Regions from separate parts of the Homo sapiens genome. Here all the other regions are linked to region 1. A link is an interaction called in ENCODE POLR2A ChIA-PET data of the cell type or tissue named here. Cell type or tissue: MCF 10A. All regions are shown on one strand. Links, peaks and the distances in the headings refer to the core of each region. The heading gives the core; the rest is flanking DNA.

Region 1 (6,200 bases), core at 358-5,357:
CAAATAAAGGGACTATTGTGCCTGCCTGGAGCCCTGCCAGAGGTTTGGGCCCAGAGGGGCACACAGCAGGTGCTCAATAACTGCATTAAATGCACTAACAGTGAGGAAACACGCCCCTCAGACTAAGCAGTGAGTGCTGCTCACAGAATAGTCCCCATTGGGGGATGGCCCAAAGAGTCACTTTGGTCCCTCTGGGAAGTGAGAAGGCAAGTGAGAAGGCTGTGAGTCTTAACCTCCTCTAGAGGCCCACAGACAGACCATTCATTTCTAAGTCTCTACCCAGAGACGCACTGTGCTTCCCACCTTGGCCTGACATGTGGCAGGGTTAGAACACACCTCCTATCCCCTGCCAGCCCGCGTTCATGCCAAGTAGCACATATATGCCTAAACTCAGCACTTCCATAGTGCAGTGAATACATGTGTGTGTACAGCATCTCCGCATGGATGTACAGGATGTGTGTGTGTGTGCGTGCCCCCATGCTGTCTGCATTCAGGCTGTTCTTTTTGGTAAGACAGCTAAAAAAAGAATGGTCTGTGAAGGGACACTCCCTAGCACGCTGCAACACCTGAATATCTCCTTGAAAGGAGGGATCTTCTACTGCAGGAGACTCGTGGTAAAGGTGGCCAAGAAACATGGCAACGGTGGGGCTGAGGGCAAATGCTGGGCAACTGTGCTTCCCCATGTTCCCCTCCCCGTAGCCAAGACTCATTTCATGGAGGGAGATCTCAGCTTGGAAGAAGGCAGGAGTCACTGAGCCTCCCCAATCCAAACCCCTGAGAAGTGTCCTCCCTCTGGCCTCAGACCCTGCATCCTGTGGTCACAGACCCACAGTGAGAAAGGACCAGGCCCTAAGGAGCTGTGCTGTCTCTCCACGGCCCAGAGCGGGGGATGGGGATGGGGATGGGGATGGGGATGGGGATGGGGATGGGGGTAGGGGTGGGGGTGCTTTGGACTAACGTGGAGGGAATGGAAGGCAGGCCTGGTTCCACCCTGCATGCCCGACCCTGGCCCCAGCAGCCCCCACAAGGAGCTCAGCTGACCCTGGGTGTCTCCCTGTGATGGGAAGGGGTAAGACGAGGACTCAAAGGCAGAACCTGCAGAGTGCCCCAGACGCTGATACCTGCACAGTCAGTGCCACCCACCCAGGAGTTGAGGAGGCACTGGGTTTTGGGGTGAGGACACTGGACACCTCCCTGCTTCTTTCCCAGGCAGACAATCCTGGCGCAGCTCCCTTGGGTTGCTGTGTCTGGTGGAGCTGATCACAGGTGAGGGGCAGAGGGCAGTCTGGGGTCCGCCTATGGCCAGAGGAGCAGGTCAGGGCGGCGCCTTGCCGCCCCAGCTGTGGCCTGTTTGCTCAAGACGCTGAGGTCTCGGGGCCAGCTAACAATTGTTGAGCAAAATCCTTCGACAAACTTCACCTACGTGCAAGGACTCGAGGAGGGAATCACTCTTAGGAGTGGGAGAGTAATGTCTTTGCCTGTGCCCAGTGAAGGCCCATTGGAGCTGCAGCTCAGCTACCACTGTGTGGGAGAGAAGCTGGAAGACTGAGGGCTTCCTGGGCTGCTGGCCCAGGGTTGGGAGACAGCAGTCACCTGGCTTACCAGGCCTATGCCTGAAGCCCTGGGAAGCCAGGACGCAGGCCCCAGGCTGGGACAAAGCTACCCTGAAGGAGGGCAAAGGCTGCCAAGGCCAACCCCATGCCTGCCAAGGCCAGGCCTGGCCCATTTGGCCAAGGCCTAAGGTGTAAAACAAGGGGAGAGGTACAAGAGGCTGTGGGGTCTGGCTGGGATCCTTGGGGTCTTCCTTCTGCATTCTCCAAACGCCTAGAGCCAGCAGAAACGTTTCGTCTGATTAGAAGCCATCATTTCTATCCCAATCCCGGAAAATTGACTGCGGTGCAGAGAGGGAGGCCTGAGAAGCAGCCGTAGGGGAGAAGGTCCAAGCTAATTAGGAGGCAGCATCCGGGGGCCCATTAGAGCGCAGGCTGCTGTCACTCAGCCGGGCTGAGTTCCCGGGAGAAGAGGCTGGAGAAGGAGGGGCAGGCGGCCCCTCGACGAGGACACCGCTGGGAGCTGCCGGAACGGGCCCCGGGCTCTGCCCCCGCCCCGGCGCTGGCTCGAAGGCGCCCGCTCGGTGCGATCCTGTTCGGCAAACATTCACTCATCCTGGGCTGTTCTCGCCAGGGCTGGGGACTTCGAGGCGGCCGAGACGGGAGTTGATTCTAGGCGAAACAAGTCATTTGAGGCCTGAGGTGTGCACGAGCCGCCCGGGACTCGCAGGCCAGATGCGTTTCTTTTGTGAGGCCGAGGGAGAACTCGGTGTGTCACCGGGGAAGGAGGGAGAGGCGCGGCGAGGCCGCGGGGGGCGGGGAGGCGGCGGGAAGGTGGCTGCGGAGGGGGAGGGCGCGGGCGAGGCAGGGAGGGAGGGAGGGCGGCAGTGAGGGCGCGGCGGCGCGGGCGGCTTGGGGCTGGATTCCGCCCGCGCTCCCTCGCTCGCTCGCTCCCTCCCCAGCCCCCTCCCACCCAGGCCCACCCCACCCAGCACCCCTGGCGCAGGGACTGCTGGAACCTGGCTGTGCGCGCTGTCGCTTTAAGACAGACTCTGCCGGCGCCGTCCGGAGCCTTAGAAACCGGCCCCGGATCGCGAGCCGGAGCCGGAGCCGGAGCCGGGGCCGGCCGGGCTGCTGAGGCCCGAGCGGCAGGAGCGCAGCGCGGAGCGCTGAGCCAGGCGCCCAGTCGCGAGAAGCTGCCGCCGCCTCTGCCCGCCCGGCGCCGCAGCCCCGGGCGGTCCATGGGGCGGGCACGGCGTCGCTGCAGGCGCCGGCAGCCCTGGAGGGCAGCCGCTTAGGCGCTGCGCTCTTGTCCCCGCAGGTCGCAGCCAGGGCGGCGGGGCGCGCCCAGCCCCGGCCCCTGGAGCGCCCGCCGCGGTCCCCACCTCCATGGACGCCTTCAAGGGGGGCATGAGCCTGGAGCGGCTGCCGGAGGGGCTCCGGCCGCCGCCGCCGCCACCCCATGACATGGGGCCCGCCTTCCACCTGGCCCGGCCCGCCGACCCCCGCGAGCCGCTCGAGAACTCCGCCAGCGAGTCGTCTGACACGGAGCTGCCAGGTAAGCGCCGTTCCCCGCGCGGCGCGCACAGAGCCTACCCGGGCGCGGAGCACGGGGAGCTGGGAGCAGGGCCTGACGCCCGCGCCGCGCAACCAAGCTCCCTCTCCGCCCCAGAAGCGTCAGGAGCTTTCTTTTTCCCGTTCTCGACCTGACGGTGAACGCGGAAACTTACGCACACGCGAAGGCACTTCCACGCGGTCCCCACGCGCCAAGAGACTGGCAGATGCACGAGCCTACAGCTGGAGGGTTGGACTGACAGCCCCTCTTGATCAGGAGTAAATAGAACGGGAAAGAATTTGATTTGCGCAACTGGGCGCTAAGGAGCGGCTCGGACGAAGGGAGAGGAGGAGACCGAGAAAGGAAGAGGGGTGACGGGCGAGAGAACGCACTCAGAGAGACAGAGAGGGAGGTTAACACCGTGACAGTAGGCGACAGAATGAAAGAGACCAAAGAGAAGGGGCGGGCGGGAAGGGTAAACGGGGGGAGAGGGGTCATCAAGTAGAAGGGAGACACAGAGGACGGTGAGGGCGAGCGGGCCAACAGGCGCGGCCGGACTCCCAGCAAGGCCAGCCGGAACGCCGATCAAGGGATCCGGCCCACGTGCGCGGCCGAAGCCCGGAGCAGCCCGGCTCTGGCCCCCGCCCCGGCTCCTGCGCGTCTCCCTCCGCGCTGCCTTTTTTTGTCCGAGCTGGAGCTTTTTTCCAGCAGCGAACTGGGCCCGCGGGTGGCCGGCGCGGGCAGTGGGGCAGCGAATCCGCTGCCCAGCGCAGCCGGCCGGGTTCCGGAGGGGCTCCGAGCTCCCCGGTGTGGGCGCCTCTTCTGCGTTCATTTCTTAATACACAGCTGAATGTTTCTCTCCACTTTCTTAGTATCTGTTTCTCTTTTGCATCCCTAAGTGATTTTTCTGAGAGGTTGTTTGCTTGGTTAAAACATAATCAACGCTGAACTCTACTTTTGTTTTCAAAAGTTTTAAGCGCGGTCTTTGGTTGGTTTTATTTTTAAAACCTAGAGAGATATATAATCGTATATTGATTTTTTTGAACCAAATCTATGAGGATGAATTAATTTTAACTGTATCTTTCGATTCTGAAAGAATTAACGTACGAAGTGTAGGTCTGGAATTTAAAATATCTACATGCAACATTATTCTTCCGGAGATTTTAAAAAGTCAATCCAAAATGGCGCGTTTCTCCGGAATTTTCTCAAAATCCATTTACAGTGGTGTTATTTGGGGAATTTAAATTATCTAACTATAATGTGTTTCTCTGGGATTTAAAAATTATCTCTACAAGGGCCTTATTGGGAAGGAGTTAAAAATCTATCTACAACGGTACATTATTTTTTTAAATCCCAGAGAAATAAATGCTTCTGTCAACCTGGAGTTTATACACTTACAGCTCTGTATTTAGTTAGGGGTGTGTTTGTACGGAGCTTTCTGGCTTCTTAATTTACATTTGCTCTGTGTTTCTTCCTGTCTGATTTTGAGAATTTGTGGCCCTTTCAGTGTCTTTAGGCATAGAGCTGTGAGCTTTTCTGGGCTTCTGTGTTTTGTTTTTAAACTCTTTTTCTTTATGTATTAATGTTTCTATGACTGCGTGTGTTTTGTGTAGCTTCAAAGAGAGACAGACTAAAGCCCGAGGTCACCTAGACAGAGTCTGTCTGTCTGGGCTGCAGTTGGTGGGGTTTTCTAGGCTTTGGGACTGGAGGCCTGGAAGCAAGGCCGAGAACCCGGCTGTGTTGTGCCTGCCCAGTGGGGCTCCCATACACCCCTGAGGAGAAGAAAGTGGAGGGACTTTAGGCTGGAGAGATCTGATCCTAGTTCAGAAAAGCAGAGACCCCCTCAGATTTAGACCCCCTAAGAGTTCGCAAAACAAACAAACAAAAAGCATACATTTGCTGGGAACATCAGCAGCAGGGTCAGAATCTGAGCCGAGCTAAGGGTGCAGGCCCTGCCCAGCCAGGAACGCAGGCCCGCGGCTCCAGCTCCGATTCTTGGGCTCTTCTCCGCGGCACACCAGACTAGAGGTGCCTACTGACGACCAGCACCCGGCGGGCGCTTTCCAGTGGGGACAGTTCCCAGGAACCCTAGAGGGAGGGAGGGAGGGAAGACCGCCAGCGCTGGTGGCGAGCGGTTCGGTGGAGCCGGGACGGGGTGCAACGGGGCGTAAGCCCAGGTGACCCGCTCCCCGTCCTGCCTACTGCAGAGAAGGAGCGCGGCGGGGAACCCAAGGGGCCCGAGGACAGTGGTGCGGGAGGCACGGGCTGCGGCGGCGCAGACGACCCAGCCAAGAAGAAGAAGCAGCGGCGGCAACGTACGCACTTCACAAGCCAGCAGTTGCAAGAGCTAGAGGCCACGTTCCAGAGGAACCGCTACCCCGACATGAGCATGAGGGAGGAGATCGCCGTGTGGACCAACCTCACCGAGCCGCGCGTGCGGGTGAGCAAGGGGTGCGCGCCTAAGGGCACCCGCGCAGAGGGCTCCCGGGCCGCCTCTGCTGCAGCCCTCCAAAGCTTAGACCCACAAGCAGAACTTCACTCTCCCACCATTCAGACCTGCTCCCTCCCTCCACCGGAGATCCCCACCTTAGGCCCTGGCCCACTAGCGTCTGCCAGGCCTCCAGGCGCCTCGGACCTTCAACCCCTTTGACCCTCATCCTACCTGATCCTCGGACTAAGGCAACCCCAGCCCAAAGACCTGTGCCCCCAGGGGACTCCCCCATGCCCTATGGGGCCCAGGACCCACTCAGATGTTAGCAGGATACCCTGGGCCAGAGACTGGGCAGTGGATTCCCTGCCGCTGGGGACCTCGGGAGCTGTTGGCCTTATCCCGAAAACGAAAGGGAAAGGCAGGTCCTGTCTGGCTGCCTCGGAGAAGCCTGAAAGGTGCCTGGGTTTGGGGCTCTCAAAACTTCCTGGAGCAGTGGTCCCATCTCATAAGCAGATTCTCTAAAAGCTCAAGATATTCTCCACCCTCCCCAGCCATCAGTAGGACCCTTTGCCTTCTGCCCTTTCCGGAAGGTCTCCCGTCAGGTGAGGTGGGGGGTGGCTCCGGGAGCCAAATGTCCTTCCCAGTCCCTTTTAGGATATGCCAT
Region 2 (6,200 bases), core at 580-5,579, 150 kb before region 1:
GCTGGGGTGTCTGCAGCTGGGAGCGGCATTCGAGCTCTGGCCCAGCAGGCCTCGGGAAAACAATCTGGGCCACAAATTCAACATGACAGTTTTAACAAATACGATTTCAACTTTTATATTTGGATTTAGGAAGGAGATGATGGCCTTACCCCGGAATCACTATTAAATAATAAGCTTATAACATATTTGCTGACGGCAATATAGACCCTGCTTCAAATTAACTTTAAAATGTGCTGCCGATACATACGGCTTATACTTAGAAAGAAAACAAAGCTGGTGACCGGGCAGATTGAGTCAAGAGGCAAATGTACAGAAATGTACACAGAGTTGATCAGAGTTTTTGCTACCTGAACAGCCAAAGGAGGCTTTAAAATTCAAGTTAGTTCTTTAAAGACTTATAATAATAATTTTCCCCCAACTGATTAGAATATCAGTCTTTAAACATTTAAAGCAAGCTCAAGTTCTGACCATTTCAGCTTCTCAGAAGTGTAGACATTTTTTAATGCATTTACTTTATTGTGAAATTGCAATATTTGTTAATGAAAGAGAATTGGTTGCATCTGTCTATTTTACAGGTTTTTAATATCCACTAGTCATTTGACCAATGTAGAAAGCAAATAAATATTTTCCCCTCATGTCATTTTTTTAATTTCCCAGAAACAAGTGTTCCTTTATTATCTGTGACCTACTCAAATGAGAATTATTTTTAAAGAGTTGCAGGTTTCTATACCTGCTGGAGTGTTTAGAGCCCAAAGCACTGTATTTCTCTAGAACATTTTTGTTGAGCTTTAACACAGTCTTACCTGCATATCTTATATTACTTGGAATTGGGTAACATACATCACTTTGGAAAAGATAAACAGGCTACTATAAAAGACAGGAAATAAATAACTCATAAGGTCACCTTTGGTTGAAGCAATCTTATTCTAGTACTAGAAAATATTCGTTTATTTTTTTAAAAAATACAAATAAAGGAGCAAACCTGAAAGAATTAACTAAAGATTCAAATAATACAACTGTCTGTTGCCTTGTGTCCATGTGGGGTTTCACACAAAATTGGGTTTGAGTTTATTGGAGAAATTAAGGTTATTTGAATCAACACTGAGACGTAGGTCTACAAATCATTTATCACTCACTCATTCACTAGCAGAAAAGCATCTATGGGACCCTTTTGTATGGGAAGGCTTGCGTTTCTGAGAGCAGAGGCACAAAAGAGAAGCCTTCGTTGTTGGTTAAAAATGATTACAGCTAATACCTGACCGTGGCCGATTTTCCTGTCGTTCACCACTTTAACATCGGAAACATGTGATCGGCCCTCCAGATGCCCATTATTAATTGCATGCCCTTTGATGTCTGAACATCGATGGAATCTACAAAAGCATTAACGTAAGAAAATATGCCTCCTGAAAAATTCCCAAGTCACTGACTGGTGATCGGCGCATGTTCCCATTCGTTTGCTCACCTTCAGTGGCACTGTGAAAATAGCCCCAAACCCCAGACATTTTGCCACGAGTTTGGGCAAAAAAAAATTTCAAGACTTGTTTACAGTTTCTACTTCAAGTGGGGGAAAAAATGGCACATTTGCACATTCAAGAAGTATCTGTGTAATTTAAGATAACACATTTCTAAAATGCTTAAGGTTCAGGAATTTGCATGAACATAATTATAAAGAAAGAAAGAGAGGAGAGATAAAACAACAGTTAAACAGTTCCACTGGACAAGTGAATAAAGGCACCTCATTATAAATATCTCCACTTCGCTATGTTTATTTTCTCCCAAGAGACAACTTTATTTTTTAAAGCCTTATCATGAAGGAAATCGCTGACTATAGGTAAATTTCTTTTCTCAGGCGGAACTCAAAGATATTGTTATAACATGTTTTCTTGTGTGCAATTTCAAAACAAATAGACTTTTGTTTTTACAAACCATTTATTTGGGGAGGTTTATTTGAAGAAAAATTTTCCTCTGCAAAGAAAAATTTATAAAAAGCTACATGTGCAGATTACTTGACCCACTGCCTATCATAACATCTTTACACATCTCAAGGATTTAACATAGTGAAAGGAAAAGAGTAAAGAGGGTTTGAAGGGTAGCCCAGCACGGCTTGCATGGATGGCTGCTTTCCTATGCAGAGCTCAGAAACACATCCATCCCAGAAATATTTGTTTATCATGAAAAAATATTTGAGCCACTCATACTGAATTCTTTCACATTTTTGGGCAAGGTCTTTTTGCCATCTGGAATTAGGTATGTTAGTGAAGCTTATATTTTCAAATATTAGATTTTCTATCATTGTCTGAAATTCTCTCAAAGTATTGAATTGAACAGTCTTACCTTACCAAAAATAGAGGTAGAGTGCAGCAACTAAAAATAATAATGTTTAAAGAAAAAAAAAATCTCTTCCAAAGAGTGAAGCTGAAAAAAGTATCACAGTGTACATCTTTCTAAGAGTTAAATAACCTCCGACAGAGCTACAATAAAACTGATCGGCATTCGCTATCTGAAATGATGTGCAATTAAAAGCTAAGTAAATATTTAAAACAATCTTCCTTGCTCAAAAGAAGAATTGGAAAATTAAACATTTACAGCCAGAAATCTTGGAATCTCAATTTTTATACTTTGCAAGGGTACAAAATAAATGTGGAGATGCAGTTACCAATTCTTGAAAGATTCCCTCTGCAAACAATATCATGGCTTCTACGTGTGTGCAAGCCCCGCAAACATAATGATGCATTAGCTAAACATAAACCCTCTCCGAATTCCTGGTAAATCTAAATATGTACGAAATTAAAATGGAAACAAGGAACAAGTCTAGTGTTAGTCCTTTCAAAATACTAATTTAATAACTCTCCAAGAAATAGAGTGTTTTAGGAAAGGCAACCCAGATGTCAGCATATAAAATCAAGCTATAAAGCACCCTTCAAGTATATTTCAATCATTTTTAAATATTTACATTTAATAAGGACAAGTTTTTATGGCAAGAAGAGGTAATTACACTTATCATTCATGGAAAAATGTACTTTTAATGGCTTGTATATTGATTTGCAAAGGTGAAATAGTAACCTAAAATATGTAATTGTCTTTTTTTCCCTTCTGTTCAGCAATTTGCTGCTCTGGCAAAGCAAAATATGAAATGCTAGATGTGCCGCTGTTAGCGGCGGTGAGGCCGGTGTTGAAAATATTCACTTACACACATTGTTCCCTCTTTTCTCCACGTCTCCTATTATGCTAAACTGAAACCCCAAGTATCTGTGCTTTGGGGGATAATTAGAAGAATCTTATCGGGCTTTTATAGCCCTTCCTAATGAGGCTATTTATTTGGCAAACATTAGCCAGCCGAAGGATTAGTATCACCTTGATATGGACCTTATTGAAGCTGCTACCCTCTTGCCTGCTCTGCACAAAAGCCTATCTTATCAGCAGAATAGGCTCAGTGCAGGCAAGTCATGGCTTCTGAAAATTCACCAGGGGTCAGCCTTCATTAGTCAGAAGTTCTGACCAGAAGCTGAGGCAAATTCAGGTTTGGCCACTTTGAGGCCAGTAAACCCAATCAATTCAGTGTGGTGGGTTGCTGGGAAGATGGGGAGGGGCAGGAGCCCAGCAATCATCTGGGTGAGTCTTGGGAGAAATATCACCAACATTCGGCACACAGAGTTCACCCCTGGGAGGGATCCAGGCCTCCAATTCCCAGGGACCTTCCTCCTTACAAGGAAATAAATACACTTCAGGGATCTCAGAGAGCAAAATGACATAGGCTTTCTCTACCTGTCCATGTCAGCCAGGAAAGCAAGTCAATGGGAACTGGTTACCTGTCCTAAAATACCTTGCTCCAAGCCAATGCCCTCTTATTCTGATGCTTTGACAGAATCCCAGAGGGAGCGTCTTAATTTGATTAAAAGTGATTTTGAAAGTAATTTAAAATGAATTCATAAATAAAATACTCTCACCTCTGGCAGGGAGGGCAAAGGGCTTTGCATGCCTGGACTGGGAAGTCCTGACACATTCTGGAACTCTAAGAAGAACAGACTAGAGAAATAAACCGTTCAGGCAAGCTTTTCAAAATCAGCCAACGTGGAATTCTTAGTCCAAGGCTTCTGACTTCATTTTGGGCAACTAGGCTGGAGGGGACAACCTTGGGGTGGGATGACAGGGGTTAGGTTTGCAAATGACCTAAGGTGAATAAATATTTGTAAAACACTTTGAGAGTTAACGAGCTACACAAGCACCTCGGCTATAGAAAAGGCCTCCATTCCGTCACTTAGGAAATGTTTCAGGGGATCTGATATTTGAGGCCTAAGTCAAAATGTGGCCTGAAGGAGCAGACCCCTAAGGGCAGGTGACCAGACTCTGGGTGGCAGAAGGCTCCATAAAGAACACTGTATTGTGAGTTTGCCTCGAGAAAGAAATTTTCAACTCCAAAATCTGCCATCACTGACTAGCCCTTTCTCTGTTGGTAAGCCTACTTGTGGGTTCTCTCTTGGAATGCCTGGCGACCACTCCCTTCTGGGACCCTAGACCCCTAGAATAACTGCTAGGGCAAGATGGGCATTCTGAAAGGCTGTCACCCCTCCTCCTGAGCTAGGGCTTGACAACGTTCAATCCTTAGAAGGGAGTGAGGACTGAAGCTGCTGGGTTGGCCTCCCTGCCTTTGTCTAAGACAGGCACTCTAACCACAAAAACAACTCTTGCAATTGGCACCGCTTCCATCACCATAGCAACTGGTGCTTCTAGAAAGGCTAAAGAATTGGTTTAAGATTCACAGCCAAATTTAAATTTCCTCAGCTCACTTTGCTTCTCCCTCATCCCCTACCCATCCTCTGGGACTTTCAAGAGCCTGGGGCTTTAGGCAGCTGGCAGGCTGCATAGCAACACCAGCCCACAGCTGCTGGGCTCTGCCTGGGAGAAGCGGCTGTGCACCCATGCCCAAATGCTGACTGATCACCCTGCTGAGACAGGTGAGGCCACTCAGCCTTCCGCTGGGTTTCTATAGCAACGGAATATTTGTTGGACCACTCATGGGGGAAGGGGAAGCAGGAAAGGTAGATTTTCATTCCTGTTATGGAAGCAGCTTGGGTCACAGTGAGCATTTAGGCCTCACTTGGCCAGAGAAGGCCAAGCTGGGCTCTGCTCACCGGGCAGCAGCCTTGAGATACGAGTCACTGACACCAGCAGGCTGGTGAGGAGAAAGGCATTTGGGGTCCTTATCCCCCACAACCACCACCCTCATTAGATGGTACTTAAACTAATATAATCTAAAGCCATGGATTCTGCCCCTCACATAACATGATACCCCATAGCCCCTCAAATACCTACTTTGCTTGAATGAAAAGGCACACTAGCCTCCAAACTGCCCCCAAAAGGAATAAGGATGTATTGGGGACACTCAGGCCTTGCCCCTGGACTGTAGAGGTGGGGGTTGGCAAGGACATAAAGCAGAGTTTAGTCTAAACCTTGGCCTCTTGCATACGTCTTTGGCTGCGTCAGTCTCCCCGGCTGGGTGAGATATCTCTTCCTGACTGTCTGGGTCAGTAATAATTTGCAATGAGGGCCTATTCCACAAACTAAGAGAGACTGGAGATGGGCTATTAGCTTCAGCTCCTTTCATGTGGAATTACGTCTACTGGCACTAATATGCCATCATTTGAAAGCCTTAACCCAAATGGACGGGCGTCTGCCCCAAGCCAGGGCCGCCTGGACCAAGGCAGCGGGCTCCATGTGCTAGCTATTACAGGGTTGTTTTGTCCCGTCCCCAGTCGGCATTTGTTGCTGCACACTGAGAAACTGCTGTCAGGAAATGTTCTTTTCTAAATTACATAATTAGGGTATTGGGGAGTGTAGTGAAGGCAGATTAGGGGCATCACTTGTTCTTACTGCAAGCAATGATTCAAAGCACATAAGTAAACACTTAAACTACGTGAATGGTTTAATATTGATTAAACAATGATCTCCAAGACTAAACTCTAAGCATGGTAGGTAGAAGGCTCTGGAAGGAGAAAAAACAAAGAGTGGGCTTAATGGTGTGCATTGATTTACAGAGAAGTGTGGACTTTGACCTGCCAGATCAAAATCAGGATTTGCAATGATTACCCAAAATACAGTCCTAGGGTCCCACCCCTGCAAGCTGATGGTGAGGCTGGGGGCTGAATGGTCAGGGTCAAGGATCAAGTTCTTCCCTCAGAAAGGCCAGCTTCTCATCCACA
Region 3 (6,200 bases), core at 793-5,792, 110 kb before region 1:
ATGATGGCGAAGGGAGGACTCAGATGAGTAGCGGGGCCCAGAGAACAACTCCCAACTAGGGAAAAAGGAGACAACTACCTGATGTGTTTGAACATCTTCAGAAAACATCTCCAGTTTAGCCAGAATGGGAGGATAAATAAATAACAGAAAACTAAGCAAATGACAAAATCAGATACTATGCACCTAATTCCAAGGAAAACAAAACATCTTTGAGGAAAATGAAAATGTGATTCCAGTACACTACACAGCTCCACCGTGGGTATTTGCACAGTGAGGCCTGGAGGCAGCTGTGCTTTGGGGAAGGGGGAGTGTGTGGGTATCTATTTGGTCAGAAGAGAACTGGTATGAAAAACTTACTCCCTGTCCTCTATAATTGAAAGTCAATAGATAATAACTAAAATTTAAAAATCAAGAAAAAGGTGAGATAAGTAATCTTTTTAAGAAATATGGTAATCATCAAAAACACTAAAAGGATTTTAAAAAAAACTTAATTTAAAAAAGGATTAAAAAGTTACCGATAGAAAGCAGAAACCAGGCAGGGAGGGCCATGGGCCCAGCGGGGCTGCTGCTTCTCATGAGAAACTTATTGCTGCTGGGCTATGAATATGTACTCCTTTGACAAAAATCAAAAACTACTAGGGCACCAGAGGAGCCTAACTTTCCTCCTCACAGTCTTAGCCTAATAAACATTCAGTGGGTTTTTACTGACTTCTACCCACTAGCCACGGGGCCAGCCAGGACTGAGTAGGAAGCATGGCATGATTGGGAGTGCCGAAGTTCAGGTCTCTCATCTAAAGGCACCACCTGCCTCCTGCAGCTGATACCTGAAGCCACCCAATAAGCCCTGTCGTCATCCTCACCCCTAACTGAACTCCAAATACAGGGCCTGGCTCATAGCGAGTGCCCGGTAAACATGACGTCACCCCAAGACCTAGGCACTATTGTTTATCTTTTTCCGGGCGAGGCTGATGCTCAGAGAGGTCAAGAAATGTGGCCTGCCGTCTAGGCTTACTGAGTTTGCAGGTTTCAACCTAGGTGCTCAGTGTATCTCTCAGAGCCATGTTAAACTTCAGAGCTAGTCCCTGCCTCTCCCTGAGGCTTCCACACCCTCACCCCCAAACCTCAGAGCCACCTGCTCGCCTGACACCCTCAGCATCCCAGGTGCCCTCAACAATTCACGCACATTTGGGAGAAATTGAGGGCATGTCCCACTGGAGCCTCCCCATCGTGACAGGAAAGGGGCAGGACAGGCATCATCACACCTCATGTGACAGAGGAGGAAACTGAGGCCAGAGAGAAGGAGGGGCCTGCCTGAATCATGTAACAGGAACCCAGGTGGCCTGACTCACCTTCTGGCACCCCTTCAGTGATCCTCCAAGTAGGCCCCTCCTTGTCCTATTCTAAGCTCTGGGCTTGGCCTATTTTCAAGGAAGAACCGCCCACAAGTCCCCAAAGTCCAGCTCTGTGTTTACTCTTCAGTGAAAATGGTGGCAAATGTATGCAAAACAGATGCTGTGACACATGGTTTGTTGTCAAGAGCAGAGGTCAGAGGGCAGGAGGACTTGTTTGTAGGGGACAGATTGAGGTCTGATAGCCAAGACATTCAGGGTGGGGAGTCTGCTGGGACCCACAAGCTTTAAGGGAAACATCTGACTTCCCAGAGGGGTACAGAGCTGTTCCTGGAGACCAAGGTGGAGCCAGGGATCAGCAGGTGGGGAGGGCACAGAGGACAGCCAGCATCCCCACGCCAAGTACTGTGTCATGTCTCTGCCCCATACCCCCACAGCAGGCAGCCCAGCTGGGCACAAGGAAGTACCCTACCCCCACCCTTGTTAGAGTCACTGATGCTGGAACCATTCCGCCTGAGCGTCTTCCCCAATGCTGAAGACACGTCATACCCAGGGCTGGACCCAGAGTGGATGCTGGCAGATGCCTGCTGAATGAATCTGCAAATCCACAAAGCCAGGCACTGCTTCATGTGGCAGCAAGCCGGCTCTGCCCATATTATAGGAGGCACCAGCTTCCTTCTCAAAACAAGGAAGTGGTTCCGTGGATATCGTGAATCCTCTTTCATCCTCTGAAAGGCATGAATCACAAGTTCTCAGACCCAGCAAAGTTGTGTAAAGGATTCCCACCAAAGCCCATGCACTTCTCTCTTTCTTGATCAGTTGTCCTCCAAGTGCGATCCCTGGAACACAGAGTCACCTGGGACTTGTTAGAAATGCAAATTTTCAGGACCCACCCGAGACCTAATGAAGCAGAAACTCCAAGGGTGGGTGGGGGCCAGTGATCTTCTTTAACAGGCCCTGCAGGTGGTTCTAAGGCATGCTAGTTTGAAAACCACTGCTCTGAATAAAATCAACCAAAATAATACCCCTTGTGCAAAGCAGGGTTCTTGCTCCAAACAAGTGAAAAATAGCTGATATCCCAGATCACTCATCATTAGCATCAAATCAAATTCCTCCAAAATCAGTTATTCAGCATCTGTTCTACATATATCTGTGTAAACCTACAGAAAAATGTGAGTGCATATAAGATACGACAAAGGGAGGGAAAATAAATGAGTTCACAACTTGTTACAGTTAGGCATGTATGTTTATGTTTGTGTATTTTTCCTACCTATTCACTGAGATCTCAAACTTCCTGAGCGTAGGACTCAGCTTTCCTTGGAACATCGGCCCAGTCCTAGGGACTTTGCAGAGAGGGTGGCTCAGTCCACTCTAGGGGACCCAGCAGAGTTCAAATCCAGCCCCTGACCCCAGGGGCTCACACCAAGTCTTGTCTGAAAACTCCTCCAGAGGATGTACGACTCTTCCCTCCTCAACATTTCTTGCTACACTCCTTTGCCCTCTTCCCACTCAATGAGTCATATCACATACCCTGTTATTGTGAAATCCCAGAGCATATTTCTCCTGTTCCACTTTCCATCCACAGCCTCTGATTGGGCCTGTGCACCTGGCTCCTCCCACCTCTCTTCCCTGACCGACCTCTCCCCATCAGCTTCAAGAAGCTCGTCATTCAGGGTGCTTCACTGTCCTAGGGTCCCGCATTGTATGTCCTTGTTCCCATTTCACACTCTAATCCATTACAAGCCCATGGGAAGTTGAGGAAGAGTTGGCCCCCTGCCTGTGTTTTCCAAGTGGGTCCCCCCAGGAGCATGCCACAGGCAATCCCAGCTGGAGACCTGCGCCTGCACCATGGACCCCTCTGAAAGCCTCATGAAAGCATTCCAGGATGTAATAAACCCGTCAGGCCCTGGCTAATTTATATCGAAGCAGATGATTTCCCATTTTTTAGAATGTAAATGTTTAGATTGCAGCATTCCCCTGCCTCGGCATCTGAGGTCCTGGCACGTAAGTGATGAAATCGGCCACTTTTCCAGATGGATCCTTAGATGGAAGAGCCACCATGCCAGCATCCACCCACGGGAAGGATCCAGCTCTCAACAGGCACATGTACAAACCCCACACCAAAGTCAGTATACCAGCATTTGCTTAATGTCAAGAAGTCTCATCTGGCTTTCGCAGAGGATGGGAGGAGAAATAGAGCTTTCAAAGGCAGGGCTTCAGAGCAGAGACAGCAACTGAGATTAGCTAGGTATTCCAAGATCTCTTTCCTTTTATGCTTCTTTGCAAAAAGTTCCTCATTTACTCTGGCCTCAGATACATGTTATTAGATCTCTGTGTTGTATAAACAGGCAAGAGGAGTAGATTAGTGGAAATAAATATAACACAACCCAAGAAAACAGTTCAGCTTGGCCAGTCGAGCCCTGCACATCCCACTGTTCACTCTGTCCTGGGCTGTGTGCATTGACCCATGAGACCCTGCCACCAAACACCATGGGTGGCCCATCCATGAGGCAGCCTCCACCAAGGGAGCTCCTAGCCCAGGGAACCACAGATGTCTTCTTGGGTTCCAGGCACAGGAAAACCAGTTTCCCAAGACCAAGGGAACTCAGAAATGGCCCCTGTAATGAACCACTAGCATCCAAGGGCTCCAACTACTTCAACCAAAATACACCCATTGTCCTGGCACCATTTTCTATAGACAAGTGCCAATTCATGCACAATGTGAGCCCTACAAGCCACTCAGCCTTTTAGTTTCTTCACTGGCCAAATGAAGCTATCCTCTCCATCTCCTGACAATGATGGGAGAAGTCCAGATATGCTGCAAGGAAAGCTTGAGGGTCCTAAAAGGAACTCTAGGCTCAGATGGCTGCTTCACCCATCAAGAAGGCAACAGAATGCGGTACTTGGGCTTGGAAGTGAGTCACACTGCTGAGTTACAGTACACTGCCTCTAGGCTATATGTCTTTGGGCAAGTCACCTCACCTCTCTGAGCCTGACTTTCTTTATCAATAAGATAGAGATAATATAGTATCCATCTCTTAGGTTGTTATCAATAATTAACATGTATTGAGTATTTACTATCCTAATCCAGGTCAGATCATCTGAGAGCAGACTTCCTGCCTGGCCAAATGATCCACTCTCTTGAGCTCTGGATGGTGCCAGATGGTGCCAGGCAGCATTTGAGCAATATTTTCCAACATGAGACCTGCAGTGCATGGCTGAGCTGGGAGGAGGGCAGACACGAACCAGACCTGCTCCTTCATTTAAGCAACAGGCTCTGATTCACCTAGAGGGCCAGGATTCAGCCCGCGGCTCTCAGCTCCAGGCCTGTGCCACCCTTATCAGGAGTAGTAATGCTAGAAGGTTGGTAAAACAATCACTATGATCTGCACAACCAAGGTACCCCACCTGTCCTCAGGACCTATGGAAAAAACAGGAATCAAGGCAAGTTTGGGCTGCCCATTTACAGACACAGCACCTGAGCTTCTCTGAATCACCTGAGGGCAAGATTTTCAGGCAAATGCTCAAAAGCCCCTCAAGTTCCATCTCAGCTTTTCCCCAGGTCTGAAGCTCACTGGCAGCCTCAAGGAACTGAAAGGCTCACATCCACCTCTGCAGGATGACAAATCCAATGTCCCCTCCAGCCCTGAGGCTGGCGAGGACACCAGAGCAGCCATCTCCTGACTCAAGTCTCTGCAAACCAAGCCTTGTCCAGCTTCCCACTCAGGCTCATTCCCTCCTAATTCTGAGTCAAGGGGGAAATGCTGTGAGAATTAGCAAGGACCCCTTCTGGAGCCCCAGCCCCTCATTTGCAAACAGTTAGGGGCTTTCTCCCTTCCTTCCAGTATGACTGCCCCAAACATCTCCCGGCCACGGAAAATCCCTGCCTACTCCACCACTGGGCAGCCTGGCTAGAGATTTTATTCCATTAATTTTCATCCTGATAATTAGAAGCAGCTCTCCTCCCTGCTTCTGTAGGGTTTAATGAGCTACATAACGTCACATTTCCCACTGAGGCTGCTTAAACCTGCATTTCACTCCAGGGACGCTGCCACCCCATCCTGCCCTATCCCAAGCTACCCCAGGCCCTGACGGCAGCCAGTTCTTCTTCCTCTCTGGGGTCAAGCCTCCTCAGAGCAGGGCCCGGAGCTCCAGCCTCCACAGGGGCCTCTGACAAACCCCTTGGTAGAAAGCAGAATTGAATCATCTTTGGACCCATGTCCACATTATGGGTAATAAAGGCCTTTGTGTGCCTATAAAGCAAAATTCCTGCAAAGCCTTTCCATCTCAACATGCCACGTGCAACAAAATGAGTGCTGCTCGCACACGGCCCTTACACGTGCCAGGGTCTACCCACACGCGCTGCGACCAGGTGATACCTGCACCCACCTGACCTATGTATGCATGGGGTGCCAATCCCAGCCCTGGGACCTACCAGCTAACATGAGCCCATCACTTCATCTCACTGAGCCCTATTTTCCTGCTCTGGAACATGGGATAACAGAAGCACTTAATTCACCAGACTGTTACAAAAGTCCAACTTGCATTTTATTCATTCATTCAATTATTGAACAAACACCTGGTGAGTTCCTACCCTGTGCCATGCATGTTCTGCACACAGGAGATACCACACTGATTGTCAAGATCCATGCCACCACAGTGCTTCCATCCTAGAGGGAGGAAACACACACAAAACATGGAAAGAATGAATGAACTTAAATCTGAGATAATGAAGACAATGAGACCAGGGCCAAAGTAGTGTTGTGGGCGGGGGAGGGGGGAGGGGTGCTACTCCAGAGTGAGGATTAGGGTCATATGAGTTTATGCATGTGAGCACAGTATGGCTAGAAC
Region 4 (6,200 bases), core at 591-5,590, 94 kb before region 1:
CTCACCACACACATTGGCCATTATTGCTGCAACAACCACCACCTCTACTAGTTCCAGGAACTGTGGACACTGATCCCAGAGCAATCCCTGGGCAGAGAGCAAATCTGTCACTGGAGAATGGCTCCGTCACAGAGCCCGTGACCTCAGTCTCCAGTGGAGAGGAAAATGAGAGAGGAGAAAGATCCCAGTCTAGGTGAGTAGCTTGAACAAAGGCCACAGAGGCCAAAAGGCACAGAGTCTGTCTGGGGGAGGGTGAGTAGGTAGATATGGAGGGAGACTGGATTTGGAGACCAGAGCAGGAGGCAGGGGCCACTCACAGAAGTGACCATTACTGGCCTTTGTTCTCCTGCTAGGCAGGAGGGGCAATACCCAGAACTGCCATGAAGGGGCAAGGAATTAGCCAAGGCAGCTGTAGTGGTTAAGAAGGATGAGCTGGGGGGAGACTGCAGCCAGGGAGGTCAGAGAGGAGCCTCGGGTGATGTGCTGAGGGGCTGCCCTTGCACTGGGGCATGGGGAACAAAGGGAAGGAGGCAGAGCATAGAGAACAGACAGCTCTTAATGAGATGGCTCACTAGGCCAGGAACAGGGAGAGCAGGTCCATACATCGGGCTGACACCAAGGAGGTGTACCACCCTGTAGGCACTGCAGCACAGAACGCTGTGGGCTGCGAGGATGCCCAGGCCTGGAGCCCAACAACTCAGAAAGGAGTCGTGTTCCACAAGCAGCTGCCCTAGCTGGAGTCCCAAGGGTGAGAACGCTCTGAGACACAATGCAGCATCTATCCCCCTGGCTGCAGGTGGGACTCCCCTCCAGGCACGGCAGGGAGAAGGCTGCCTCACTTTCTTCCCTTGGTCTGGGGGCTACTCTGTTTCTCTGTCACCATGGACAAGTGAAATCACAGCCACGTCCTCCCCAGCACTCCAGGCAGTAGCTTCTCCTCACCCAGCCTTTGGTCTCCTTGCCCCTTCCTGTCGCTCAGCACATGTCACTGAGTGCATGTGTACTGGTGAGAGCCCTCTGGAGAGTGCCGACCTGCCTTGCAAGCCAGTCACACAGCACTCCTTCTGAACCCGCCTCGGGGACGGCACATGTGTTCACCACGCAAGCTGCACCGAGCCACGCACAACCAAATCAATGCAAAACAAAACCACAATGAGATACCATTTGTCATCTATCAGATTGGCAAAGATCCACGAGTCTGATAGCACTTTGTGTAGGTGAAGATATGAGGAAACAAGCCACTCGTACCTCGTTGGTGAGGGAGGAAATCACCTCAGTCTCCTGGCAGGGCAATAGGATAGAATCAAACCAATTTAAATGTGCATATACACTTTGACCAGCATTTCCACCTCTAGGAATCTCTCCCAGGTGCATATGGTTACTGAGACATTTGCTGCAGCAAGCAGCATTATTTATTATAGCAAAAGACAGAAAGCAGCCAAAAAGCCCATCAATAGGGCACTGGTCAAAAACTCATATGGAGGCCAGGGTGGGAGGATCATGAGGTCAGGAGATCGAGACCACCCTAGCTAATATGGTAAAAACCCCCTATCTACTAAAAATACAAAAACTTAGCCGGGCGTGGTGGCATGCACCTGTAGTCCCAACTACTTGGGAGGCTGAGGCAGGAGAATCACTTGAACCTGGGAGGTGGAGGTTGCAGTGAGCCAAGATTGGGCCACTACACTCTAGCCTGGGGGACAAAGCGAGACTCCATCTCAAAAAAAAAAAAAAAAAAAACAACCTTGTATGGTCCATCTATACAATGGACTAATATATAGCTGTTAACAGGAACGTGGTGGCTCTGTATAAGATGATATGAAATGAATGCCAAGATATACCAAATGTTGAAAGGAAATAACAGGACAGCTCAGCATGTACACAAAAGCAAAAGTCTGGGTGCATGGAATATACGCTTAAGCACTGACCCCTAAGTGCTTGAATGAGCACGTCTCTGGGAGGGCACAGCTGATGTACCAGTGACAGTGGTTGCCTCTGGGAAGGGACACTGATGGCTGGAAACAGGTGGGGGGTGCACTCATCACCACATACCCTTTTGTAATATCTACTCTGTGACAGTTTCACCATATGTCTGTATTACTTTAAGGAAATCAACACACAGATCTGCTTATGGGACAGTGCTTCTCCTGCCTACATCAATTTATGTTAGATTATTCCCACCCCTACCCCAAGATCGCTGACAACTTACCCATGTGCTATTTTCCCCGAATCCTCAGTTCCCCACACTGTGCTTGGCAATGAGGTACTTGGAAAGGGGCTGAGTGAGGAGGGGCCAGCACTTCCAGTCCAAGGGTCTCCACTTCTCCCTGGCATGCTGGAAGAGACCAGAGCTCACTGTCCCACCCAGGTTCTATGAGACTAGGCATGGGGCAATGGGCTAGGCCATCAGCCTCCAACTATGTGGCTCTGCAATGAGCAGAAATCCCAGCCCTGGAAGCGCACCCACGAAGCCCATGCTCTGTGTCCGAAAAGACACTCCCAGCAGGCACGGCGCCTGCGCAATGCCTGCAGCCAGCTGCCTGTGGTCCCGGGAATGGCCTCTGTTGACTAATTTCTGTACATAATTCCACCCAGGATGAGTCAACAGTCAGGGCAGGCAGGACTCCTCACAGGCTGGCCCGAAAAGCCATTCAGAAAGATGAAAAGCAGAGCACAAGGTGCCCAAGCCACTGAGATAGAGGATGGGCACCCCCTCTTTGGATCAGACAAGCTCCCTCTGCAGGGGTTTTTGAAAGACTCCCCAGGCCCCACCACGGCATCAACCACGCAGGGTGGGGACAGGCGTACCACAGCCCCTCATTCTGTCCAGGGCCTCTGCCCCATCTACTGGGTTGGGTCAGCACCACCCCACCTGGTTCTTATTAACCACCCTCTAGAGGCAGCCATCAATTACACAATGCTGCCATTTATCTAGCCCCTCATCCCCACACAAGTCACCATGACCTGACCAGGGGCCCAGGGGCTGACCCTTCCCATCCCTGCTAGGCACCTGCCTGAACAGGCAGGCTTTTCCAGTCTCTCAGATCCCACCCCACCACTGACTGGGTCACCTGGGGCCAGTCCTGTCATTTCTAGTGCCCTTGCCTATAAAATGGGCCTATGACACATCTCCCTCAGGGTTGCTGTAAGGATCGAATGGGATGACCCCAGCACACTCCGTACAAGATAAGGGCTCAGTAACTGGCAGCTGCCATCAGAATTGTCATCGTAAGAGGCCACAGGAAACCCATTCCATTCCATCCCCCAGGCCCTTCCCTGCAGGCAGCACTCGGGTCTGGGCAGGGAAGGGTGAGAGAAGGTTCAAGGAAAGAAGAACCACTCCCGCCTGGGCTTGGCACCCTTGCAAAGACCAGTAGCAGCACCTCCTCCCCTACCTTTGTTTGCTCTCTCATCTCCTCAATCCTGTGCAGGCCTTCCCATCCCCAGCCCCTGCAGCCGCGGCAAATCTTTGTCAGCAAACAGCACATTAATTGCTTCTTGGCCACATTTCAAATGATATCACAGAATCAGGCTGCTCAATTTGAGCAAATGGAAAGGAAGAAAGAGGGGCACCCAGCAACTCACACAAGAGCCAGGGATGATGGGTAGCTCCAGTTACTAATTAATCGACTGCTCAGATGGAACAAATCTGAAACCCCAACAGGTCGGACTGGTGAGCCCTGGGCTCCCCGCCAGCCCCCTTCATCAGAGGGAAACAGAGCACTGGTCCTGAACACCTTCAGGAGGGGAGCCCTGGAGTCCCGCCGCCCACTGCCCAGGAAAGCTAACAGAGGCTCCGCCTCAGTGACCATGTCCTGACCAGGCGGCCTCCTGGACCACTTACAGAACCACTCACTCACTCAGCAAGCACACTTGAGCTCCCAGGATACCACTAGACTAAACTCCAAAAGAGTGGGGATGTGAATGCAGGGCTCACCACTGCACCCCATTCCCAACACAGCACCCAGCATGAAACAAAAACAAAACAAGCGGCACTCAGTATATGAACATCAAGAGAATGAAAGAATAAATTAAACAAGGAGTACCAAGCATGGTGTTAGGTTCTAAGGGTATAGTACTGAATGCAAGCCCTGGCCTCACGGCACTCACATTCTAGTGTGGGAACTACTGTTAACCAAACAGCCAGACAACGACAGCAATATTGCAACCATAATAGGTACCATGAAGCGGAGGCTGCCAAAATAGAGAGAGTGGTAACAGTGGGACTTGTCCCCATGTGGTGGCCAAGAGGAGCCACTAAGCGGGAAAGGAGCTTGCCACCACCCCAGTGTGCTCATCCAAGGCGGCTTCTCCACATCCCAACTCCCTGAATTCCCCCAACACCCCTGCACCCCATCACCACAAAAGACCACCAGCGTCTCATCCACCTAAGGTGGGGCAGGGTGGCAGCCCAGGGAATGTGGGAATGAGATTGGCTGGAAAAGGTCTCCTAGAGCAATTGTGCCTCCTCTCGAGTACTGCCTGCTGCAGTAGGGACCACAGGCACTAACAGACACACAGGGCCCTGCAATGCCCAGGCCATGTGGGACCCCAAACTGCCAGGCACTTTTCTTCATCTTCTAAGAACGCCCAGGTCACCACGCCCAACTGAGATCTCTTAGCCTCTCGATGCCTGAATGTTAACATGTGGACACCCCTCCATCCACCTGGCATTCCTGGACATGGCATGTTTCTGAAAGAGTGTATTTGGAGAGGGCGGGGCACAGGCCTGAATTTGAGCCTCAGCTCTGTTTCTTCCTAGCCGTGAAACCTGGAATAAACGATTTAGCCATCTCTTTTCTGTAAAATGGGGGTAGAACTGTCAGCTGAGGGGCAGCAACCATGTCAAGAATACAAAAATGGCAAAGGCTCATACAAACCCAAGGATGGCCCTCAATGATTTTCCTCCCCTTGGCTGCCTTTTCTAATTATTATTGGGGTAGGGTATGGGAAACCATTCTGGGCCCCAATTTCTGCTTTTCCCTATGGTCTTTCAGCCTGTGCCATCTTTTACTACTCAGGTATATGTAACCAGCTACCAATCTGCCTTCTTCTCCTGAACCAAGAAGCATGCACCATAGATCCAGGGTCCTTTTCCACCCAGATCTGCCAGACAGTTAAAAAGTGGCAAATTATTTTGAAATGTTATTGTCTGCGCCAACATTAATCCATGATGGCACCAGAATTTCCATAAACAGAGGCTTGAAGGTGGCCATCTGCTTAGAAGTAGGGCTAGGAACTTGTCTGGAGGCTGCATTTGCATAGAGAACACAGTTTTGCACGGATTGTGTTTCTTTGGGATCTCTTTGGTATAATAATATCAGTAACCCCCACTTCCACTAATTGTATCAAGCACTGTGCCAAGAGCTTTACATACATAGTCTCATTTAATCTTCTTCACAACCAATGAGGTATTATTGTCTCCATTTTACAGATAAGTAAACAGATCTGGAGAGGCTAAGTCACTTGCCTAAGATCTTGCAGTTGGCTCAGGCCAGAGCCAAGACTTGAACCTAGGTCTGTCAAATGCCAACTCCACTGTTGCTATGAAATAAACTGCTACTCTCCTAGTCACACTCCCTAGCTGTCCCACGCGACACTCTCCTTCCACTCGAGGACACCCACCCCACCCCGCCCGACCACCCAAGCTGCCCGTCTGCAGCTGGAGGGCTTCAAACTTCAAACTCCCCACAAATGGATTTCTGAGCATGATTTTTTTTTCCTGGCAGGAGTCTGAAAAGGCTGTTCCTCTCAGTTACTGCTGTCTAGGGCTTTTGAAAACATTAGGGAGGCTTACACCAACTCAGGAAGCCAGTATGTGCCCGCTAAGGTCTGAGCCCCTTGCTCGGGTACCTCCCCCAAGTGGAAGTAGTACAGGGGGCTGTTCCAAATTCCACCCTAAGGAGTGTGCTCCCTTCCTCGACACAACTGACAGATTTTCTTCCACAGATGCCGGCCCAGCCCGAGGCTGCACCTCACAATAAGCCCCCACCTGCAAAGAATGTCTGTAAATCCTGGGGCTCTGCACAGAGCAGCCGGATTGCAGGGAACGGCAGCAAATCCCAGGATAAAAGCAGAAGCCATCCTGTTGACAATTCATTCGTGTTTCTCCCCCAAATCCATCCACAACAGAACTGTTAAGCTCATGTTTCCTCTCCTGTTGCAAACAATTGTAAAAATGATTGGTATCTGCCCTCAGT
Region 5 (6,200 bases), core at 845-5,844, 120 kb before region 1:
AAAGTGGAATTATGCTTCAGGATGGATTATACCTAGACAATGACCCATACCTGATTTAGTAAGGAATCAAAAAGCTGCCGCTGCAACTACTTGACATCAAGAACACACTGCCACAACTACAATCCAGGGGTATAAAAGTGCTGTCACTACCATGACTGCCTCTTAATACCCACACAACTAGAGACCAGACACTAGAACTCCAACATGGAAAATTCAACAGCTGTATGACCATGTTTACTGTTGCTATGTTTGTTGCCAAGACAGAAGACAGTCTCTACTTCATATCTGCCTTCCAAATCTCACACACATACATCTAACTGATAGAACCCATCTGCATTCATACTTTTGGCATAGGGAATCTGAGACATATACTTTTTAACATTTGTATGCAAGGTTTACTAGAAGGAGGGTGGTATGGATCTGAGTGCCAATTCATTTCACCCACCAAAGTCACCCATTATGCTAAGCATCATTTTATTTGATCTTAAAACCAACTTAATAAAATAGACATGATTATTTTCCTGATTTATAGATGAGGAAATTGAAGCTCAGAGAGTTTAAGAGACTCAAATAATACCACATAGCTAAGAAGAAGCAAGGATCAAACTCAGAACTCTCTGAATGTAAAGCTCATGTTGTTAACTACCACGTGCATTTTAGGGTCATCTTGATTTCTGAGGGATCAAAAATATAAGGTAGAAGTAGAGGATAACTGAGTTGCATATTTAAAGTAATGGCAAAAAAGAGGGTACACAAGAAACAAACTTGCTGGACCAAGTAAAGGAAGTAGAAGTCATTCCAATCATAAGTAATCCTTGAGTACATAACACATCAAGGTCTGCTTTAGGTGCTCGGGATACAATGGTTACCAAAACAGGCATAGGCATCTGCCCCGCCCCTGCCTGCATGGACTTACAGTCTGGAGGTAGAGATAGAGGTGTTAACCAAATAACCATACAGACGAACTGATTAGTACAACCATTGTGAGAACTCGTAAGGAGATAGCCTCATTTTATCAGTAGAAGACATAACTAGGAAGCCAGATCCATGTGGGAAGTCAGAGAATGCTTCCTTAGAGAAGTTACAATTATACCAAGAGACTTCTGCTCCCTTAGGAGGAGCTAGTGAACTTGAACCAACCTCCTACAGAGGATACCTGAAAAAGTCTGAATAAATTCAATTTTCTCAAAAGAATCAAAAAGCTATAACATGGCTAAGAATTACCACACCAAAATTTATAAAAACGTGAGGACATAAAAAAATAAGCCAAACCTTCAAAGCCACATTAGCCCTGAGGACATTTTCTGATCTGGAAGAAGTTGGTGGTGACCTTCTAAAATGAGGGGTACAAAAGTCAAAGTGTCAATTCCACCTATGTAAAATGAGCCCATAAAGGGGTTTACTCCCAGCATGAGGGTGAACTACAAATAAACTAGCCCTCTTGTGAGCCTGTAGCTCCTGTTCAAATAACCCGAGAGTTAAATGAATCTCATGTTTAAATTAACAGACAGCACTCCACAGCCCAGAGGAAGCAAATAAAATCCTCTCTGAATGAATTATTTCTAAAATAATTTAGCATTAATGACCAGCACATAGTCAAAAATAACCAGGCACACAAGGAAATAAGACATCATGAATCAAAATACTGAAACAGATTTACATTTCAGATAACAGAATTTTCTCAGAGTCTATTAAAAAAATTATGTTTATGATGTATAAAAAAATAAAAAACAAGGTAGAAAATATCTACAGGGACAACTGCTCTAAGAACCAAGAGATGAACAGGAGTTAACCAGATGGAAAGGAAAAAGAGAGGGATGTAGGAAGAAAGGCATTCCCAGCAAAGAAGCCAATAGTCTCCGCGTTCTATCCCACCATGAGGCCTCTGTATGTCAGATATTAAGAAAGAGGCCAGCATGGATGGAATGTAGAAAACAAGGGGACAGGGAAATAGTGTGGCATTGAAGAACTGAGATAAGCAGAGGGTGGATTCTGATAAGCATTTTGGCCTCTCTCCTGAAAATAATCATTGAATGTTACCATTGAAGGAGCCTTGAAAGGTTTCAAATAGGAGTTGGGCTAGACAAACTTGGATTTTTGGAGAATTCTAGTCTTCTGCTCAGCTCTGAAAGGACCTTCTCCCCTTTTTCTCTGGAAACTCACACAATCCCAAGATCCATACTGAGCCAACACTATTGCCCCATTGAGCAGGTGGTAACACTGAGACCCTGAGAGAGGCAATGACCTGTTTTAAGGGCCCTGTTGAGTAACCTAGGTCTGTTGGGCTTGCTTCATCTGGGGATACAGCATAGAAAAAAAAGTAGGTGGAGAAGTCTTTGTTAGCAGAGTCAACTAGAGGGTCCCATGACCTGAGGCCTGCTTAGACTAAATATCCGTACCCAGATATGGAGTCTCCCAGCACCATGGCCTTGAGTAGTCTGAGCTCCCCAGCAACATGAATCATACAACCTCAGCTGGCAAGGTAGAGCGTGTGTGTGCGCACACACATGCATGTATACATGGAGAAGGAGGGACAGGGTCTAAGAAGAAGGGCCAAGGTTTTCATCCCCAGTGCTGAACTGAGCCCAGACGTGCAGTATGGGTAAGGTTTCTAGGGAACATTTGCAACCCCTATAAATTGGGCCACATTTTATGGGAGGACAAACATACCTGCCTCCCCAGCAGCTCATGAAGCTCCTCCCTCCTCATGCCAGGTGGGAGGCACCGTAGACACATCACCCACCCAGGGCCCAGCCACTCCCACTCATACACCACTCATTTCTCCCAGGCCTTTGTTCCTGCATGTCCAGGAGCTGCCAGCCTTCTCCTTACTCCACAGCAGGCTCCTAGAGGATCCTGGACAAGTCTTGACCCCATCAGGAGCCAATACCCACCCCCATTCCCTGCTCTGAGGCTGCCAGCGGATCGCTACAGGGGAAGCAGGCAGACCACCATTGGCCCAGGCTCCCCAGGCAGTGGTGGGGCCTTTGAGGGGAAAGTTCATTGCATCAATCAGCTCATTGTTGGCCTGCCAAGTGCAGGCTCGTCCTCCCCCGGTGTGTCACTGGGCGCTGTTGACACAGATGTCAACTGTCAAGGGTGCCCTCCACCCTCCACCTTCTTCCTGGGGCGTCCTGCAGGTCCAGCACAAGGGCCTCTGTCGCAATGCTCCCCACTGGCCCCTTGCAACCAAGATTGCCACACCTTTGGAATTGCCAAAACTTGACTGGATACTTCATCATGCGGATTGGCCATGAAGGCTGCAGCTGACTCGGCCAGGTATGGCAGATACTTGACTGTTTGCCAGATGACAAATCCCAACCGAGTGAAACCTGCAGACTTCACAGTATCTATGGTGCAAGCTTCTTCCCGCCCGCCCAACAGAAGTGGCAGGTGGTAGCTTTCTGGGGCCCATTTCCAGCATGGGAAGGAGGAGTCCACATCCCCACAATCTGTGCATATATGGGCCCAGCCAGCCGGTTAAATCCATGGCAATGACTTAGCTGTCCTTGTTCCCTCCAGACCCATCCCACGCCTGCCTCCAGGAAGGGCTGGGGAGCAGTGAGCACATGGGAATCTGTGCAGTGGGACCCAAGGGGCCCTGTCCCGATTCCTGTCCTTCACTAGTCCCTGGGCACCTCAGGATAGAGGGCAGCTACACTGTGGCAACCCTCAGGCGGAAAAGACCACACAATTGCAGGCATGATGAGGAACCACCAAAATCACTTCATGCTAGGCCCCAAGGAAAGCTGTTAGAACCCAAGGAAAAATATATGATGCACAGGATACTTCACTCCCTAGATCACCATGATTCTGAGTTATTTGTCATGTTTGTGGATTCCAAGTATGTCCACATGCCATGGAGGAGGGAAGTACTTGGGCTCCCAATCTTGATGGAGAAAACATACTTACAAAGAGAGAGAAGAGAGACAGAGAGAGAGAGATTACAGCACAAGGTAGGAAGTGTGTCCAGTGAATGGGTCAATGGAAATCACAAGGAAGGAAAATCACTGTGTGCTGGAGTAGACAAGGAAAGCAGGCTTCCCAGTGGGGCTGGATTTGTTCCAGCATAGCCAGGTGCAATCTAGGAAGCGTGATGGCTTAAGCTAGAAAATGGGGACGAGCATACCACTGTGTGAGGATACTGAGCCTGGAACCACAGACTGGCTGAGACTTTCTGGTGCAACCCACCATCGCCACTGTTGTCCAGGTAGGAAGACCAACGCCTGCAGGTGAAGGGACTTCCCCAAGACCACTCAGTCAAGTGGGAACTGGTGCCCAAGCCTGGATCTGAGGTCAGTGCCCCAGCCACCAACAGAGATTGCTGTACATGGCAGAAGATGATGCCCTGGGCCCTTTCTCAGGACATGCTGTTATGCACATGGCTTATGATCCCTTCCCAAGATCAGGCAGGATTTAGTACCTGGAGCCCAATCCTACAGAGCTGTAGCAAGAGGTTGGGGAGAAAAGACAGGAGTTAGGAGCCAGACAGCACCCTGGCCTAGCTCAGGCCAGGATAGGCTGACAGGATAGGGCTTTAGGTCTTCCCATTTTGAAACCTCTGTGAAATAACTATTTTGAAATCTTGCTCAATTTTGAAATTTCTGCAAGATAAAACCAAATCTGGTTGTGATGAGTTGATACCTTGATCATTGGCCTGGTATGTGGTAAACTGTCTCCCCTGTCCTCATGACCTTGGGGGCTGGCTCTATGAGCCCTACACTGTAGCCTGTCAGCAGGACAGGACCTGGCACAGTGTGGGTCTCTGCCCTGGGAAAATGCTGCCAGTGGGAGTCAGCTGCCTGGCATAACAGAGGAGACACACCTGGACTCCCTCCTCAATGCTCGAGCTCCAGGCCCTGTGTCTATCATGAGGCTGTGGCACATATTAGTATACGATGGACACGTGTTGCCCTTGTGGTCCCAATACCAATTCTAAAAATCATCCAAGCACCTACGGTTTACCTGCCAAATGCCGTCAAGTCCACGGTTTCCTCCTTCCAAAAAGCTCCACCAGTTGAACCAAGGCATTGCTTGGGAAGAACTCTGAGCTGCGCAGACCACAGCCTTGGCCCATGACCCAGGACAATCTTAAAAGAGGCCCAGGGCCCAAAGAAGCTAATTGGCTTGCTTTTCCACTGAAGGGAACAGGTACCCTGGACGCTCCCACAGCCAACCACATAGAGACCATGTGGGAAGCTCCTGGTTTGATGGAAGCCACTGACTTTTCTTTCTAGAAAGTCCTTCAGAGAGCACATCTTCTCACCCCCACCTCATCATACCTTGAATATGGGGCTGCTGCAGTGAAGAATATCCCAGAAGGCCAGCCTATTTTTTAAGTCAACATTTCTTCCCTGGGACAGAACAACCAATGAGGCCAAGATGAGGATCTACACAGGTGAAGTGGTCAAGAGTACCCAGGGCTGGTATAGATGACGTGGAAGTAGCAGTGGTAGGTCCACCATAAGATGCCTCAGTTGACAGAGCTTTATCTTTCTTTCCCACCCGGATAGAAATTCAGTCCTTTTCCACTGCAGCAGAACATACAACCCTGCTGGTTATGCAACTCAGGTCATGATTCAAGTTCTGTGTGCATTGGGCAGTTTAGTCATGTTTGAGAAATACCTCCAAACACTGTTCACTCATTCAACTGACTTCTCCTGAGCACTTACTAAGCCACAGGCTAGGAACCAGAGCAGCGCCCAGTCCAGCGGGAGCAGATGAGGGCCTTTCCGCTGGGAAGGGAGCAAATGGAACACTCTCTCTCTTGAGCTGTGCCCACCTTCCACGACTCCCTCCGAGGCCAATCAGGCACATCTGCCAATCGCCAAGACCGCAGAGCACAGTCAGGAGATCATGAGTTCTGACCTAGAATCAGCCACACAAACAGCTTCAACCCTCTAGGCCTCGACTATCCCATCTGTATCATGGGGATAAAAGGAGCTGCCCTGGGTAGCACCAAGAGCCAACAGGAGGAGGCTTAAACAACAAAGGTGATGCCCCTCATCATCACTGTTGGATGACTCCTGCAGAGGAAGGGAGAGGGAGCCAGGGACAAGGGTCCCCTCCTTAGGAAGGGCTCTCAAATCTGTCCTCACGTCCTGTCAGTGCACACCTACCCTAAACAAGTCTCCTGGCTAGGCCACCTCCCCCTCTTCTCACCAGAGCTGTGCCACAACCTAGACTAGAGCTAGTCACCC

The links. ChIA-PET counts read pairs that join two places held together with the same protein. Peaks named below come from ENCODE experiments on the same cell type or tissue, not always from the same donor. Only the 100,000 strongest peaks of a DNase experiment are listed, where the experiment ranks them.
Region 2: POLR2A ChIA-PET joins it to region 1 with 13 read pairs; 7 of 35 experiments call an interaction of 5 or more read pairs at or near these places.
Region 3: POLR2A ChIA-PET joins it to region 1 with 55 read pairs; 5 of 35 experiments call an interaction of 5 or more read pairs at or near these places.
Region 4: POLR2A ChIA-PET joins it to region 1 with 18 read pairs; 5 of 35 experiments call an interaction of 5 or more read pairs at or near these places.
Region 5: POLR2A ChIA-PET joins it to region 1 with 16 read pairs; 4 of 35 experiments call an interaction of 5 or more read pairs at or near these places.

Annotation. Positions count from the first base shown.
Region 1 is chr5:135,030,621-135,036,820 of GRCh38, reverse strand. PITX1 (paired like homeodomain 1) reads left to right here and starts at 2,593. Exons shown (of 3, transcript NM_002653.5): 1 at 2,593-3,108; 2 at 5,313-5,545. The coding sequence starts at 2,940. PITX1-AS1 (PITX1 antisense RNA 1) reads right to left here and starts at 3,547. Exons shown (of 6, transcript NR_161235.1): 1 at 3,281-3,547. RefSeq lists an enhancer at 3,077-3,709 and a silencer at 4,880-5,087. In MCF 10A, for the core only: no CTCF peak of the experiment used is centred there; DNase peaks (open chromatin) are centred at 2,450, 3,190, 3,300 and 3,720.
Region 2 is chr5:135,184,337-135,190,536 of GRCh38, reverse strand. All of the region lies in intron 3 of PITX1-AS1 (PITX1 antisense RNA 1), which reads right to left. Among named protein-coding and RNA genes, the nearest start is that of LINC02900, 61 kb to the left of the region's middle. In MCF 10A, for the core only: a CTCF peak has its summit at 3,493 (motif pointing right); no DNase peak of the experiment used is centred there.
Region 3 is chr5:135,136,730-135,142,929 of GRCh38, reverse strand. All of the region lies in intron 2 of PITX1-AS1 (PITX1 antisense RNA 1), which reads right to left. LOC124901072 (a long non-coding RNA gene) reads right to left here. Exons shown (of 2, transcript XR_007058944.1): 2 at 5,876-6,019. Among named protein-coding and RNA genes, the nearest start is that of EPIST, 100 kb to the right of the region's middle. In MCF 10A, for the core only: no CTCF peak of the experiment used is centred there; DNase peaks (open chromatin) are centred at 1,379, 1,929, 2,899, 4,579 and 2 weaker places.
Region 4 is chr5:135,124,373-135,130,572 of GRCh38, reverse strand. All of the region lies in intron 2 of PITX1-AS1 (PITX1 antisense RNA 1), which reads right to left. Among named protein-coding and RNA genes, the nearest start is that of EPIST, 87 kb to the right of the region's middle. In MCF 10A, for the core only: no CTCF peak of the experiment used is centred there; a DNase peak (open chromatin) is centred at 2,552.
Region 5 is chr5:135,153,885-135,160,084 of GRCh38, reverse strand. All of the region lies in intron 2 of PITX1-AS1 (PITX1 antisense RNA 1), which reads right to left. Among named protein-coding and RNA genes, the nearest start is that of LINC02900, 91 kb to the left of the region's middle. In MCF 10A, for the core only: no CTCF peak of the experiment used is centred there; DNase peaks (open chromatin) are centred at 2,784, 3,254 and 5,594.